Linked DNA regions of Mus musculus: region 2 is linked to region 1. The links are chromatin loops, found by intact Hi-C in ENCODE. Cell type or tissue: left cerebral cortex. All regions are shown on one strand.

Region 1 (8,000 bases):
ACAACTTGAAGGAGTATGTTCTCTCCTTCTAGCATGTAAAACTCATGTGGTCAGGTTTGGTCACACTGGCCTTCAAGGTTCTGTTTTAAGGCTGTAGATCCATCAATGTTATATTGACATTTTCTACATTACAAGTCAGGATAAAATGCTTCCTTGACAACAATCAGGGCCTGGTGAGTTACACAGTAGTCTGCATTGCTTAAAAGCTTTGTTGAGTTTCTGATATCCTGCATACGATCTGGAAAGTGTTCCAGCACTTTCTAGCTGATGCCCTCTCTGTCTCTCTCTGTCTCATGTGTGTGTATATGTGTGCGTGCATTTGCGCGTGTGTGCGCATGTGTTTATACACATGCATGTGTGCACATGTAGATGACTTGCTGGAGTCAGTCCTCTCCTTCCACTATATGTGTCTTGGAGGTGGAACTCAGTCATCAGTCATCAGGAATGGCAGCAGACAGCTTTACCACTGAGCTATCTCACCAGCCTCCTCGATAATCTTGAAAGAAGCCTTTCAGTGTGGCTTTTGGCGTGAGGCATGGCCAATCCAGGTAGAGGATTATGAATTCAAGGGTTTGTGTTAAGTATCTGCTAGTAGTTTCCAAGTGGCTTTAAAAATCTGTACGATGTGAGTGTGTGGTCTCATTTGGCCCGTTACCTTGGGAGGAGTATCTGTTTGGTCCAGTAATTTAGAATTTCCTCATCCATTACAGAATGGGTGCCAAACTTTGAAAAAGATCGCTTGGGATAGTTTTCTATGGTGGTGTGTTTGCTCCTGAGTACCAAAACTCTCAATAAAAGGCTTTCTGTTCTCAGACAACAGGCCGTTTTCCCCAGACACACGCCTTGTTGTTTTCCCATCATCAACAGTAGATAACAGTTTGGATGCAGCCAGAAGCAGCTGGCATGGACACACACTTGGAGGGTCCTCTGGGATGTTGTTCTGAGCACTCACTGGAGGGGCCACCTTTATTGACAGGAATTGTCTGTGGGTTGTGGGCTTTGACCCACCTCAGTTCCTCTCTCCTGTACTAATCTCCCAGCAGCAGCTCTGTACCAATAGATACTACTTTTAATCCCTTCCCAGCATCCAGATTTATCCGTGTCCTCTAGGCTTGTCTTTGCTCTGTGGCTGTCTTCTAAAAGCTGTTTTCTAACCCCCAAGCAAAGGAACGGGTGGCTAGCCTACTATGAGAAAAAACTGTCTAATAGAGCACTCTTTCAAAGTTGAATTCACATAAAGGTATTCTGATGATTGGTTTTTCCATTTTTCATGTGTGTGTGTCTATATGTATAAACATATTTGTATGAACGTATTTGTGCACATGTGTGAACATGCATGTAGAAGCCCGAGGCTGCTGTTGGGAATCATCTTCTATTGATCTTTAATTTCTTCATTGAGGCAGTGTCTCTCAAACAAACTACCTCACCAATATGGTTAGTCTTACTAGGAGGCTTGCTCTGGGGACCACTATCTGCCCCTTCTGAGACTAGTACTGCCAGCTTTCCAGGCATTTAATGTGGGTTTCTGGGATCAGAACTTAAGTCTTTGAACTTGTGTGGCAAGCTGTTTAGCTCTTGAGCAGTCTGTATGGCCAGACTGAGTTTTTAATTCAGCAAAATCTAACCATAAGCACGTTACACACCTGTCATTGTATCCTTCTAGAAAAATCCATAACATTTTTATCATTGGCTTCGTTTTAAAAGAGGAAACTGGCACATGGAGAAGTGAAGTAATTTGCCCAAGATCACATAGCCAGTGAAGTTGCTTTTAGAGACCATTTCTCCTCAGTATAAAACTTACCACTAGATGCCAAAAGAAAGGATTGGTTTATTTGTTTCATTATTATGTCCCTAACACCACTTTATGACTATTTTCTGATGGATGGTAAATGGCTGTTTGACAAAGGTATTAATTATATTAAGCTTATCTAATGCCTGGGGCACTTGGAAGGATTTAGGGTTGCCCAGGGCAGCCCTCCCCCATCATGTCATCATCCTAGTTAATGAAACAAACAGAAAGAAGTAGTCAGAAAGCCAAGGTTGTGAACAATGAGAGCTCCTCAGGCATGGGAGGGCACTTCTGTCTTTGCCACCTAAGACATTTTCCTGGGAAGGCACAAAATATGGGTTTGATTTGCCCCGTTGTTGAATATGTCCTGTTCACTTATGACTAGAATGCCCAGATTTTAAGTTAAGTCGACCTCTCTTTACAGAACCTTCATTTTTCTTGACTATTTATTTTGATGTTTCTTCTATTTTTATTTGTATTTAATTATGTGTATAGGCATTTTGCCTTCTTGTATGTATATGCACCAATGTGTGCCTGGCACCTACAGAGACCAGAAGATATTGGATCCTCTGAAACTGGAATTACAGATGTTTTAAGCCACCTTGTAGGTGCTGGGAATCCAACCTGGGTCCTTTGGAAGAGCAGCCACTATTGCTCTTTACTGCTGAACCATATCTCCAGTACCTTGTTATTTTTAATGACTTACTTTACTGTGTTTAAGTGTGTGTGTGTGTGTGTGTGTGTGTGTGTGTGTGCGCAGCACATGCATGTAACTACTGGTACCTGTGAGGCATTAGATACCCTTGGGGCTATACTTATTGGGAGTTACCAGATATCAGTTCTGGGAATCAAACTCAGGTCCTCTTACAAGAGCAGTGTACACTTTTAGTTGATGAGCCTTCTCTACACCCCCAGTGTTTCTTTTAACTCTGTGTAGCTCTAGCTAGCCCCAAGCTTACCATCCTCCTCCATCAACCTCCCAAATGTTAGAATTGCAGACATGTTTCCAACATGCCCCACTGGGATTTCTATTCTTGAGATATATTGAAGTCACCTTCCTAAGTATGCTACTATGTACACAGAAGACATGTCCGTTGTGTACATCCCCACCAGGAAACTCCCATTTTCAATCCATATATGACCTAAATTCATTTTTCATAGTACAAAGCAATATCTAAAAATAATACCAGAAAGGCTTTTAAAATATTTTGTGTGTCTACATGATTGTGCATGGGTGTCTTGAGACCAGGGGTCTAGTTCCTGTGTTGTTTCTTAGGATTGATGTTCACCTTGCTTTCGAGGCAGCATTTCAGAGGGATGTGGAGCTTACTGATTAAACAAGACTGGCTGGCCAGTGAGCCCCTGGTTTTCTGCCTCCCCAGTACTGGGATTACAAGTGTGCACAACCCCACCAGGCTTTCTCTGTGAGCTCTGAGGGTCGACCTCAGGGTCTCCTGCTTACACAACAAGCACTTTAGGGATTGCGCTACGTCCTCAGTCCTCAAACAAGTCTACATGTATCCCCTCTGCCCTTCTGTAAGTTAGGGGAGCCCATATGATTTTTAAAACGTGCATTATTCTTTAGCACTAGTGTAGCTAGTGATGTAAGTAACGAATGAATCTTACAGCATTAAGGCCAGCACTACTTTAATATTAGCCAGATTTGAAGAAGGGCTTCATGGAATCAGTAAATTATCTTTTATAGAGCTATTTCACCTAAGACTGAGGCAGATATAGATAACATAGATAAGAAGATAGCTTGGATTGTGCTTTAATGTTAGGCTTGGACTCCTAGCTCCACAGAATAAATAGAATTAGACAATGTAGTCATCCTTTGATATTTAGGTGGGATTGTTTATAGGAATTGCCCCCTAATGGAAAAAAATCTATGATGTTCATCTCATATATAAAATATAAATAGTTGTTATACTGCATTGTTTAGCAACTGATGACAAGAAGAAGGTCTGATGATTTAACACAGAGGCAGTACCTTTCCCAAGTATGTTAACTCTGAAGCATTTGTATCTATGGATGTAGACTCCACAGACACAGCAGAGTTTCCCCTCCCTCCCTCCCTCCCTCCCTCCCTCCCTCCCTCCCTCCCTCCCTCCTCTATCCCCCGTTTTCTAGTTTTTTATGACTGGCTTAATTCACCTAGTATAATAACCACCAGAATCATTCATGTTATGGTAGCAGAATTGCCTTTTTAAGGCTCAATAGTGCTCTACTCCATACTCTAGGCTCTTTTTCTTTTTCTTTTCCTTTTTTTTCTTTTTCTTTTTCTTTTTCAAGATTGTGGTTCTACTTGAAAACAATGCAGCAAATCATGGCTCTAAGTGTGATTTGTTTTTGGACTGAGGCTGCTTCATTTTCCTTCTGTGCTCTGAAGAACAGAAAGCTTTCTGGAAATACATTCTGGGAAAAAAATTTTGGAGTCAAACTTGATTAAACAATTTACTTTAAATTTGTCAGATGAAAACGATGGTGTTCTTCTATCTGTCAAGAGCTTCTCATGTGTCTATATGGTTTTTTTAATGTCTTAGTTTTCAAATGGGAGATTGACTGGTGTTTTCACAAGAAGTGAAACGCTCAGAGCTATTACAGACCTATTATTTTGCCACTAAGTCTTGGCACTAGCAGCAGAGCACAGAAAAATACAACTTCTCTGACCCTTTCCATCAGGTCCCCGAACCCTGGGTCTCATCTCTCTGACCAACTCCTCTGAGTGGGAACTTAACTGTTGTCGTTTTGCATATGGTTGGCACTCCAGATATGCATACACATAGACTCAAGACCATCACAACATCGGAAATGTTTCGGCCATAGTTGTACCAGTTTGCAGTCACTGTTTTTGTGCCTGTAGCTGCTGTGAGCTGTAGCCAGGCAAGCATGGTTTCAGGGCTTTAAGCAGAGGACAGTGTTGCTTCGCCACCGTCTCTTTACTTTAGCCTTTTGTTTCTTCATCATTTTTCATCGTTCTTAACACCCCAAATTGGATTATCACACCTCTCTTTACTTTTCCTAGTGACCAGATGTCTTAAGAATAAGCCACACACTACTATAACAGTGGCTCTAACTTACCTAGCTGGCTTGTGGGCCTAAAGCTACTCTCTCTCCTTCTTAGTGTGTGTGCTTCCGCCCACATCACATTGTGAACATCTGCTCATGACTCAAGTGAGTCTCCTGCCTCAGTCTTTTGAGTATACCCACTACACCCAACCCCTGCATCCAGTTTTGCCTTATTTCCTTGCTTTTTATTCAACTAAAACACCCTTTCTACTACATTCTTAGGCCACCTCCCACTCTTTCTGAATTTAGCACAAGCCTCACTGCTGCCATCTTTGAGGCTTATTTCCTCATGTAGATTGGCTAACAACTATTTTCCCCTCTATCTGTACATGCCTTTATTGTACCATCTATCTCTTTGCACTATGTGATGTGTATCTAATGAACCGGACCCTACTGCTAATCTCAAACTTATTGATGATCTAGGACTCTGATTTCTGATTTTTTCATGTTTGTATATGTAATAGCCAGAATAGAATTCACTACCAAGGCAAGTGTTCTCTTTAGTGTTCTAAAAGAAAACTGATTAAAACGTGGCTTTGCCCTCAAGTATGCTTTACATAGAAAAATATCATGAGTAAGTATGGGATTCATGCCTATAGAAGATGTTGGTTAAAGCTGATACATTACCTGCTGGGCTTTATTGGAATCTTACATGTAAGGTGTACTCAATTATACTAGGGAAGGAGGTGCCATCCCCAGGTTGGTGAGAGGGATAGCCTGGACTATGCTTTGATTATATAAAGAAACACATAAAGTAGAGTGGATTCTTGTGTGTGAATTAATTTAGCTGCTTCCTGGGAACATTGTGGTTTGGTCCGTGTTTGATGTTAAAGTATGACAAACCAGACATATTTGTTACATCTACCATACCATTCTTTCTCTCCCTTACCTATCCAATCTCTTCCTAAAATCTCTAAATGATGTAAAATGAAGGCATTGTTAATCATAAAAGAGAGGGAACCATTCTGGGATAATGAGAAGGAGTGTTTATAATTTTTCTTTTATCTGTTATAACAGCAAAAATAGTCTCCCAAAGTCTAATGACAGGTTGTATTTTGTAAAAGTGCCATGGCAATGGACATTCACTTTGACTTGCTCATATTCTTTGAATAAGATGATTCTTTAACAAGCTGGCATTCAGGGTCCTCTCCTGGGAACAGTGTGGGTAAAATACAAACAGTATTTTCATGTATTGTTAGATATTTGGAGAGCCAATGCCTATGATTTTAATATTCTCTGAATTATATGCTGCATCTCATTGAGCACTGAAGGCTGGGTAGAAGCCTCAGCTAACTGCAAGTGTTATTTGGATTTCACAAAGAGACAGTCATCACCCTTCCTCTTCCTGTTGTATCGCTCTTTTACATTTTAAAGGCATAGTTTTAGAGGTGTTCAATAAACAGACAAATGAGCCACATCACATCCTGGCAGGAAATAGAGTCAGTGATTAAATAACAGAGCCTGGCTCAAATTCTTTATACAAGCAACACTCTCATTCTCTCTCTCTCTCTCTCTCTCTCTCTCTCTCTCTCTCTCTCTCTCTCACACACACACACACACACACACACACACACACACACATTCATATATACATGTATATGTACTTATACATATATAGACACAAGTATTCCATACACACACACACACACACACACACACATATGTACATATGTAATAGAATGATAGATAGTAAAGCCTTTTTATGGACAGATTAAAAGAGGAAATGCTGGAAGCCCTGATGGAAGACCCCCAAGTTCAGTTAAGAGATCATGCTGTATTTAGAGAAAGTTTGCTATTAGTCTTGAGAGGTAGAAGATATGAACTGTTAGGAGGTATAGCATGGCGTAAAAATTAGAAGTGAATCTCCATATTTCTTCTTCGTGGATCTCTATGAGCAGTAATAAAATAGCAATACTTGTTCTGATTGCTTTTATGCGGGTACGTTAAGAGGTGTAAAGGGTGTTTGAAAATTGTCTTATGATAGATCAATGGATCTTTGTCTGAAAAATAATTGATATAATCCCTGAGCAAGTTGCAGGATCTAGATCCGAGTCAAAGAGGAAGGAAGGGATATGCACTCCAAACTCTATTGTTGGATTCACTGGGAGGTATAATGACAATTGCCATTGAAGGCCAGTTTCAAGTCATGATCCTAGGACACAGAGAAGATAGGGAGGAAAACTTAGGAAAAGGATGGTGTTCACCCAGTAGTTCTGTAGACTACTCATTCTTGTGGTGTCTTGCTGGCTGTCAAAAGAAGTTCTATGCTTGGAGAAGACTGAACACACTGAGAGAAACTTAAGGATAAAGTTTAATGATAACTATAGGACTTAAAACAGTCCTATATTCAGTGGTTTCCACATTTAGCAAGGTAGGGATTAGGTGTTTTGGTGGTTAGTTGGTAAGTAGTGCATTGTAGGAGAACACACTTCTGAAAATTATTTCAGGATGAAATATGTGTGTATTGTGCGTGTGCATATGTGTGTGCAAGTACAGACATTTGTGTGTGCATTAAAAGAAATGTGATGGAGCCTAGGAAAACATTGATTGATCAATGTCAGCAGAGTGCTGTTACCATTGACCAAGCTGTGGAGTACTGATGTATGTATGACAATGACTAAAACAGTGGGGTTCTTGGAAGGAGAGGAGTCCTCTGATTTGTCAAGAAGGACATTCCCTGTCTTTGTACTTGACATGATTGGTTGCATATGCTAGGGTTACTGAGGACTGCATGGTATCCCTAGCACCCTGCTTTCCCCAGCAACCACGTACTAACCTCAGATTTTGTGGAATAAGAAAATAATGAACATCTAGGTCCTACCAAATGTGTTAAAGTTAGCAAGCGCTTGGAAAGCAGCTGTGCTTCAGACAAGGCTTTAACTGTGCTCAGTCAAAGAGCTTCAGCAGAATTTGGATTCTCAAATTGCAAGACAACTCAGGCAAATGAAAATCATCTGAATATCTCTTAAGTCAACTTCATAATCAGAAAAAAGAGAGAATTATCTTTGAACTTTTACTTTATTTATTTATTTATTTATTTATTTATTTATTTATTTTTCTGCCTTTTGGAGACAGGGTTTTGCTATGCTTCCAAAGCTGGCCTTGAATTCAACAATCCTCTTGCCTCAGCTTTCCCATATGC
Region 2 (8,000 bases), 77 kb after region 1:
CACAGGAACAAGCAAGCCTGTAACAAAGTGGGAAATTGAGCTGGGTGTTCCCTGCCCGGTTCACAGTCAAAGCTGAGGTCTGAGATATGAAGCAGGGAGCAAGGAGAGGAGGGGAAATGAGTTCACTTGCTGTCCTAGTTTGCTTTCTGTTGCTATGATATAACACTGAACAAGGTCAACTTGAGGAGGAACGAGTTTATTTGGCTTAAAGGTCCATCATGAAGGGAAGCCCAGGCAGGAACCGGGAGGCAGGAATTATAGCAGAGATCAAGAGAATGCTGCTTACTGGCTTGCCTCCCAGTGCTCACTCACCTTCCTTTCTTACAGTATCCAGGACCACCTGCCCATAAGTGGTCCTGACTATAGTGAGCCGCCCCCTCTCCCATCAATCGTTAACTAAGGAAATGCCTCCACAGATTTGCCTGCAGGCCAATCTGATGAAGACAGTTCCACAGTTGAGATCCCCTCTTCCTAGGTATGTCTAGGTTTGTGTCAAGTTGAGATAAACTAACCAGCTTTTAGATCTTAGGGGCATCACTGGACCGAGATGTTGTCGGGATGAGTGAGGAGTATGTACAGGTTTTACACTAGAAAGGGATAATGGATAAGATTTCCTGGTTGGAAGAAAGAAAAAAGAGAGGGTAACTCAAGCAGTTTCTCTGTGATCTCACATTTGATGGGTGTAGCCATCTGTATGAAGTACCAGCTCCCAGGTGGAATGAGAGGTAGTGACAATTAGAAGACTCATCCTGTGTGCCTTAGTAGTTGCCTGCACTTGGGAAACAGGGCTTTTAAAGATACTCTATTCCTTCTCAACTCTCCCCACTACCTCATAATATTTTTAGGTATCTAAAGCTGAAAGATGTGTATCATGGTAGCATATCGTTTTGAGGATTGGGGGCTGCTAATGCAGTCACCATACAAACTTAGAATCTTGGTCTGTGGGAACTGCTCTTTCTTGCTTCATCCCCACATAGCTCTAGAGGATTGGTGTCTGCTTGGTAGCTTTCTGTCATGCTGCTGGTAATGCTGTCATAGATTTGTTAGTGTACTCCCTTTGGCTTTCTTTGCACTTCAGCGCTGTTTCCATCCCACATGCCTTGGCTTAACTGTCCCAGCTTGGGCTAAATTAGGCCACGCCACTGGCTGAGTTCATGTTCTCAAGGGTTGCACACTGTTGTGCATCTTCCACATCTTCCTCTATACACGAGCCCTATGTTATGTCCTAGATCCAAAGGGGATGAGTGGGTCACACTGAGTACATTTTTTATTATTGGTCCTTCTTAACTTGGGAAACAATAACTATCTACCCAGCTAGGAGTGAACTAGGGTGACACAGATGGCCTGATGTGAGTGATGACCTGCTGTCCACAGACCAGATTCTCTGCTAGGAAGACAAGAGGATGAATAATCAAACAGCCTTAGTGGCTCCACCAGGCTCAGAATTTCAAGGTTATTCTTGTATAGAAAGTTCTAAGCCAACCTGGGCTACATGAGATCCTATGTCAAAAATAAGTGAGTGAATAAATAAGTCATCTCAAAGAAGTGCTCTTGGTCTCTGCAATTAGACTTAGCGGATCCAAATCTAGATCCTGTCACTTTAGTACTTTGGTGACTTTAAATTGGCAAGCGACTTAGCCTCACTTAGCCTCACTTCCTTTTGCCATATAATGAAAAGCAAGCTATCATAAGGACAGTTCCTCAGGAATCAGACCGTTCCTGCAGAATGTGAAGATGTGTTGTAGGGCTCCATGATCGTAGAAGCAGGACTGGGAAGAGGGAAAGTTAAGTTGTGATTCTGGTTCAGCAAGTATCTGTGAGATCCACGAGGAGTTCTGTAGCTAGAATAGCCCAGTTGAGTTGTCCCATGTTGGCTAGTGAGGCTCTGTAGCCAAGGCTATCTCTAGAAGGACTGAAAGCTGGAAACTGCCCATGACAGCACTCTTAGTAGTAGGGGTGACCACTCTACCACTGCAAGGGACCCTCAAGGCATAGTGAATGGCTTCCTGACAGGTAGTGGGGGTGGAATGCTTCATGCATGAAGGATTCTGCCTCAGTATATAGTAGGTAATTGTCATTGCACAAGCAGTAGCTGCTGCTGTTATTTTCATGGGATCTTAGGACCTATTTTCTCCCTGCTCAGACCCCTGTCTGTTGGAAAGCAAGGGGACCTATGTGATATCTAGTTAACTGTCAAGCAAGGGTCAAACTAAAACTTCCAAGAAAAATATATGAGAATAGAATCATTTTGATTTCAAATTTAAATTTCTTTTTAACTCCATATTTTCTTTTCATTTTTATTAGTCCTTTGGGAATGTTGTACAGTGTGTTTTGATTATATTTATTCACTTCCCTCCTTAACTCTTCTCAGATCCATCTCCCTTCTCTATTCCATTTTGTGCCCCATGGTTTTTAGCCCATTAAGTCCAATTTGTGCTGCTCATATACTCTTGGATGAGTGACCTCTCACTGGAGTGTGGTCAACCTACCAGGGGCCACACTCTTAAAGAAAGCTGACACATCCTCTCCTAGAATCTATCAAGTGCCAGCAACTGCTCAGCTAGGGGTGGGGCTTCATGTCCAACTAACCCTCCTTGCTAGGATTTGGTTTGGCTTGACTCTCACACATATTATCACAACAGCTGTGAGTTCATATATGTGCCTGCCCTGCTATGCCAGGAAAACACTGTTCCCTTGTAGTCATCCACCACCTCTGGATCTTACAACCTTTCTGTACCCTCTTCCACAAGGGACCCTTAGAAGGAAGAAGCGTGAGCCTGGCAGCCTTGTTCTTTGGGTGCTATGGATAGCCAACCTTCTCCTGGGTTCTCCTTTTATTTAATTGTTGTAGGAATAGAAACTTAACAGAAGAAAAAAACTCTGACAGGAGCCAGTAAATGATGAAAGGGTAAGCTCTTTTTCTCTTTTTCTTTAGAGTTCAGTAATACCCTTTCTGAAAAAAATAATGGTATCCTTGTATTGAACAGACTGTGTCAGAATGGAGACCATAGAGCTGCATACTCATTGGGTGTCAGCCACTATAGACATGTGCTTCAGTAAATTTCAGAAATTCTTCTATTTTTCAGAACTGAAATTCATTAGCATTGTTGTAAAGAAGCTATAAATATAGTGAAAGGCATTTACAAATAGACATTGTAAAATGCTTACACACCCACAGTCTGAGCACTGTCAAAACACCAGCTGCAGCTTCCCTACTTGGAAGGATCAGAACTTTTTTTAAACTACACCTACTGTGTTTTCAAAATAGGCTTGCTTCTGGCCCTAGATAGAAGAGCATTTCAACTAAAGCCTGTGTCTAGCTCTTGGCATGAGGGATCAGAAAGCTCAATTGGAAGGAAGAGCCAGTATCCCTGCCTCCTTATACAAGTGCGGTCTGTATTCTAGAATCTGGGGAAGAGTCACTTGGGAATGGTTAGTTTCTATTTCTTTGGGGTGGTTCCTCATGCTTCAGCCGATAGAGCCTGCAGATGAATCTCAGAAACATAATACTATCTGTCCCCTTAGGCAGAAGTCCTACCTGGCAAGAGTTCACTACATATCATACCAAGTGCCATTTGAAAAGAAGCCACCCTGACCACTAGAACATAATATCTTTTTTTCTTTTTATCAAACCATCAGAATGGAGGTCCTAAAACTGGGGATAGAGCCTCTAGTCGCTATATGAAAATTGCAAAGGAATTTTTCATTTGTGATTTACTCTATATTTCTAGTGGTTATGAACCCCAAATAACCTTTACAGCAAAAGTTCCCCATTGCTGACCTCTGTGGTAGATTGTGTTCTGTTCTTTAGGCTTCATGTTATATTACTTTTCTCAGGTTACTGTAACAAAATACTATAGGCTGACTAGTATAAACAATAAGACATTTATCTTATTATAGTTGTAGAAGGCACTAGGTACTAGGAGGAAGACATGATAGGATTTTCTTCTATATGGCCTAGAGAACTGGCGTAGTAGTTTAAAACCACTGACTTTTCCTCCAAAGGACCCAAGTTCAAATCCCAGTGTTCATGTCAGACAGCTCAGAACTACCTGTCACTCCAGCCCTACAGGATCTTACACCATCTTCTGACCTCTATGGGAATACACACATATCCAGTATCTACTCCCACAATTATACACATATACACATATAAATATAAATAAACATTTAAAATTCTCTTTTGAATAATAAGTAAGGATCTCTAGGTTTATACATTATCAAATATTGTGATGGGCGCAGAAATAGAGATGTGGCCTGCAAGAACCAAGAGAAAACAAAAGATGGGTCTCTGAATGAGTCACTTTTATTCCAGTGGAGTAGGAAAGGACATCATTCCAAACCTTGAGACATGGAGATTTGAAGGCAAAGGAGAGAATAAAAGTCTGAGAGTTTGAGGACAACTCATAGGACCATCTTCCCCGTGACTCCTGTTGTAATTTCGAACATTTCTAATGTTTAAATTAGGGACCAAGAGGGGGACATGGAAGGAGTTAGAGAAAGTAGAAGAGGGAAGGGGGAATGATGTCCGTGCAATATGCACATATGGGCTTCTTAATAAAAAATAAAACAACAAAATCAACTCCACAATGTAAAGAGATTCAACTGCCTGTTGCTTAATAATTAGCCTTACACCCTGTTTTAATAATTATAATGAAAATAGGAAAAGTAAAAGAACTCTTGATGGTCCCTTGGGGGGATGGTAATCCTGCCCAAACTAGCTCTGCAGTCATGCACAACGTTTAGGAGAGATTAAGTAACCTGGCCGAGATCATACAGGCAATTAGAAGTGAGTTCAGATGTAGTACTCCTGGCTTGGGCCTGTAAGTATAGGATTCATAATTTTACACAACTTGACTGATTTCCAGAAGAGATGGCTACATTTGGCTACCTGTGTTCAAGCAACTTATTAGAGTTTGTTGGGCAAAAACCATGCTGTACCTCCATTTACTATGACAGTACTGTTGGCTGTATTGTGTATGTCTTTAATCACTATTGGCAAAGGAAACTTCACTTTTAAATTTATTTATTTTATTTTACTTATGTGCATGTTTTGCCCACGTGTATGGATATGCTCTGAGTGCATGTGGATGTCAGAAGAGGTAAGATTGGATCCCCTAAAATTGGAGTTATGGATGGTTTGAGCCAATGTGTGGGTCCTGGGAACCAAATCCAGGTCCTTTACAACAGCAGTAAGTCCTCTTAAATGCTAAGCCATCTCTCCAGCCCTATAATAAATGCAAAATGTAAATAAAAGAAAAAGGGACTAGAGAGATGGCTCAGCACTTAGGTGTACCTGCTATTCTTTCAGAGGGCCTGAGTTCAGTTCCCAGCACCCATGTTATGTGGCTCACAATTGCCTAAATCTCTAGCACCAGGCAATCCGATGGTATCCTTGGGTTCCTACACATACATAACATAAACTCACACAGACAAACACACATGTGAATAAAAAGTAAAATAAATCTTAATCATTGGAAGGGAAAAATCCCCAATAAGCTTTTTCTGAAGATAAATAAAATTCACATTTTTTTAAAAAAATCCTTGTCCATATTTTTTCTTTGTATGATTCAGCTTGTTTTTGTCAATCTTACCCAGGTGCCATCCTATAGAATATCATAAATCTTTATGACTCGGGGAAAATGCATCTATTGTACAGATGTATAAGACATTCCCAGCCAGGCGTGGTGGCGCACGCCTTTAATCCCAGCACTCGGGAGGCAGATACAGGCAGATTTCTGAGTTCGAGGCCAGCCTGGTCTACAAAGTGAGTTCCAGGACAGCCAGGGCTATACAGAGAGGCCCTGTCTCAAAAAACCAAAAAAAAAAAAAAAAAAAAAAAAAAGAAAGACATTCCCATTTCAGAAAATTTGGCCACTGCTCCTGGATTCCATGGGTATTTTTTTGGTACTGCACTAGGTGATGAAAATCACTCATCAGACTTCCCAGGAATAACTACCATAAATATTCCTCCAATCTTAAGAAAAGAATTCCTCTTCCCACCACCTAAGGGAGGCGTGTGGGTGTATGCATATTGCTGTGTGTGTCACTGCTCTCTGCCTTTGCTCTCTCCATTGTAATATAAGCATTTGTTCTGGTCAGACTAAACCTGTTTGTAAGTGCCATTTAAATGCCTCATAAAAGCCCATTAAATGTCACAGTCTATTCAAATGTTTCCTAGGTCTAAAATATCCCATTGGTGGGATTTTTTTTCAGTTTTTCTTCATTGTAAACAATACAACAATACATGGAACCCATTTATTGCAGACTGTTTCTGTGACTCAGAGCTGGCTTTCATGCACATGAAGACTTAAAATCTATACCTTTAATCTTAAAACTTAATTTTAATTTTATCTTAAAACAATTTTATCCTGTGCTATTCCTCAGAGGATCTGAGTATTTTTCAAAATTTCATGGTATGGCAGGTGAACTATCTAAGTTGGGAACACAAAGAAAAAACCCTGTACAATCTCACTTCCATGTGGAGTTTGAAAGTGTCACATTCTTAGGAGTAGAAAAGGATTACCAGCAACTGGTGGAGTGCTGGATGGGCAGAGGAGACAAAAGGGACATTTAGTTAGATAAGAGGAATAAGACTTGGTGATTTGCCACACAATATGGTAATGACAACAATAATGTGTTATATATTTCAAAACAACTAAAAGAAAGGATGGCTAGGTGTTTTTACCACAAAGAGATAATAAATATTTGAGGTGATAGATATGCTAACTGACCTGATTTGATCAGCCTGTGTGGATACAGGTATTAAAACATCACATTGCACCTTTTAAATATAAACAATTACTGTTTGCCTGTATAAAGTGTTGATTTCATTTTATTTAGTTTTTCTTCATATATTTTGATCATATGTTCTACCTCTCCAACTTAAAAATAAAGTTTTTTTTTTTAAAGTAAGTTTATTGGGTAGGGAAAGAAAGGATGGGAGGAATTGGGGAAGAGGAAGGAACTTGACAAAATATGTTATATGGCACATTAAAAAAATAAATCATAAGGGAATATACCTACAATCATATTTCAATTGTTGCTGGGTTTGAGTGGTAATAATGTGATAATAAATGTTATACCTGTCTGTAAAAAAATCATTTTAAAAATTTAAATCACTACAGTGATTTATTGCTCATTCAGTAAAGTGCCTGTGTACAAGCAAGAGGACCTGAGCTCAGACCCCCCAGGACTCATGTAAAACCTGAGCAGTGGTATGTGTATCTTTAATTCCAGTGCCAAGGAAACAAACTGGTAAATCCCTGGAACTCATTGGCTAATCAGTTTAGCTGACTTGATGAGCTCCAGGTTCAGTGGGAGGTGTTGGGTGTGGTGGTACATGTCTTTAATCCTAGCATTCAGGAGGCAGAGCCAAGCATATGTCTGTGAGCTACAGGTCATTCGGGGCTACATAGTGAGACCCCATCTCCAAATAAAAACATGAATGAATAAATGGGCAAATAAATAAATCTGACGTGATCTAGGAAGATACCCAATATCATCAACCTCCATGGGTACATATCCACACATGCATGCATAACACACATATACACCCACACATATGCATACATGCATGCTTCCCACAAATATGTAAAATAAACTAAAAGGCTGAAAGCTATATCCAAAAGAAAAACAAATGTATATAAAAGAATAAAATGGTCAAGGCTTCTAATAACAGGGAAGTAAGATATCCTGAGCACATTATGGGCAATAGAGTCATCTTTAGTCCCTTAAGATGGGCTCTCATTTGATGAACTTCTGGTGTTCACTCAAAAGAAGTACACAGCAGCTCCAAGATTGACACTAATCAGGATACATCATGAAACCACCTGTTCTGAAGCAGCCACGTTTTGAGGTCCCTGCGATTAATGAAGAAGCAAACATCATCAACAGCTCCACCCCCCACCCCCACTCCCCACTCCCCCCACCCCCCACTCATGTACCTCTCACCTACCCATAAGAATGGCAAACCATCCTGCCTCTTGGCTTTCAGAAGC

What was found. Peaks named below come from ENCODE experiments on the same cell type or tissue, not always from the same donor. Only the 100,000 strongest peaks of a DNase experiment are listed, where the experiment ranks them.
Region 2: it touches region 1 in a loop (11-fold over the local background); 2 of 42 quality-filtered maps call a loop at or near these places.

What each region holds. Positions count from the first base shown.
Region 1 is chrX:159,852,075-159,860,074 of GRCm38, forward strand. All of the region lies in intron 6 of Sh3kbp1 (SH3-domain kinase binding protein 1), which reads left to right. Among named protein-coding and RNA genes, the nearest start is that of Map3k15, 130 kb to the right of the region's middle. In left cerebral cortex, no CTCF peak of the experiment used is centred here; a DNase peak (open chromatin) is centred at 4,968.
Region 2 is chrX:159,929,004-159,937,003 of GRCm38, forward strand. All of the region lies in intron 12 of Sh3kbp1 (SH3-domain kinase binding protein 1), which reads left to right. Among named protein-coding and RNA genes, the nearest start is that of Map3k15, 55 kb to the right of the region's middle. In left cerebral cortex, no CTCF peak of the experiment used is centred here; DNase peaks (open chromatin) are centred at 3,213 and 6,016.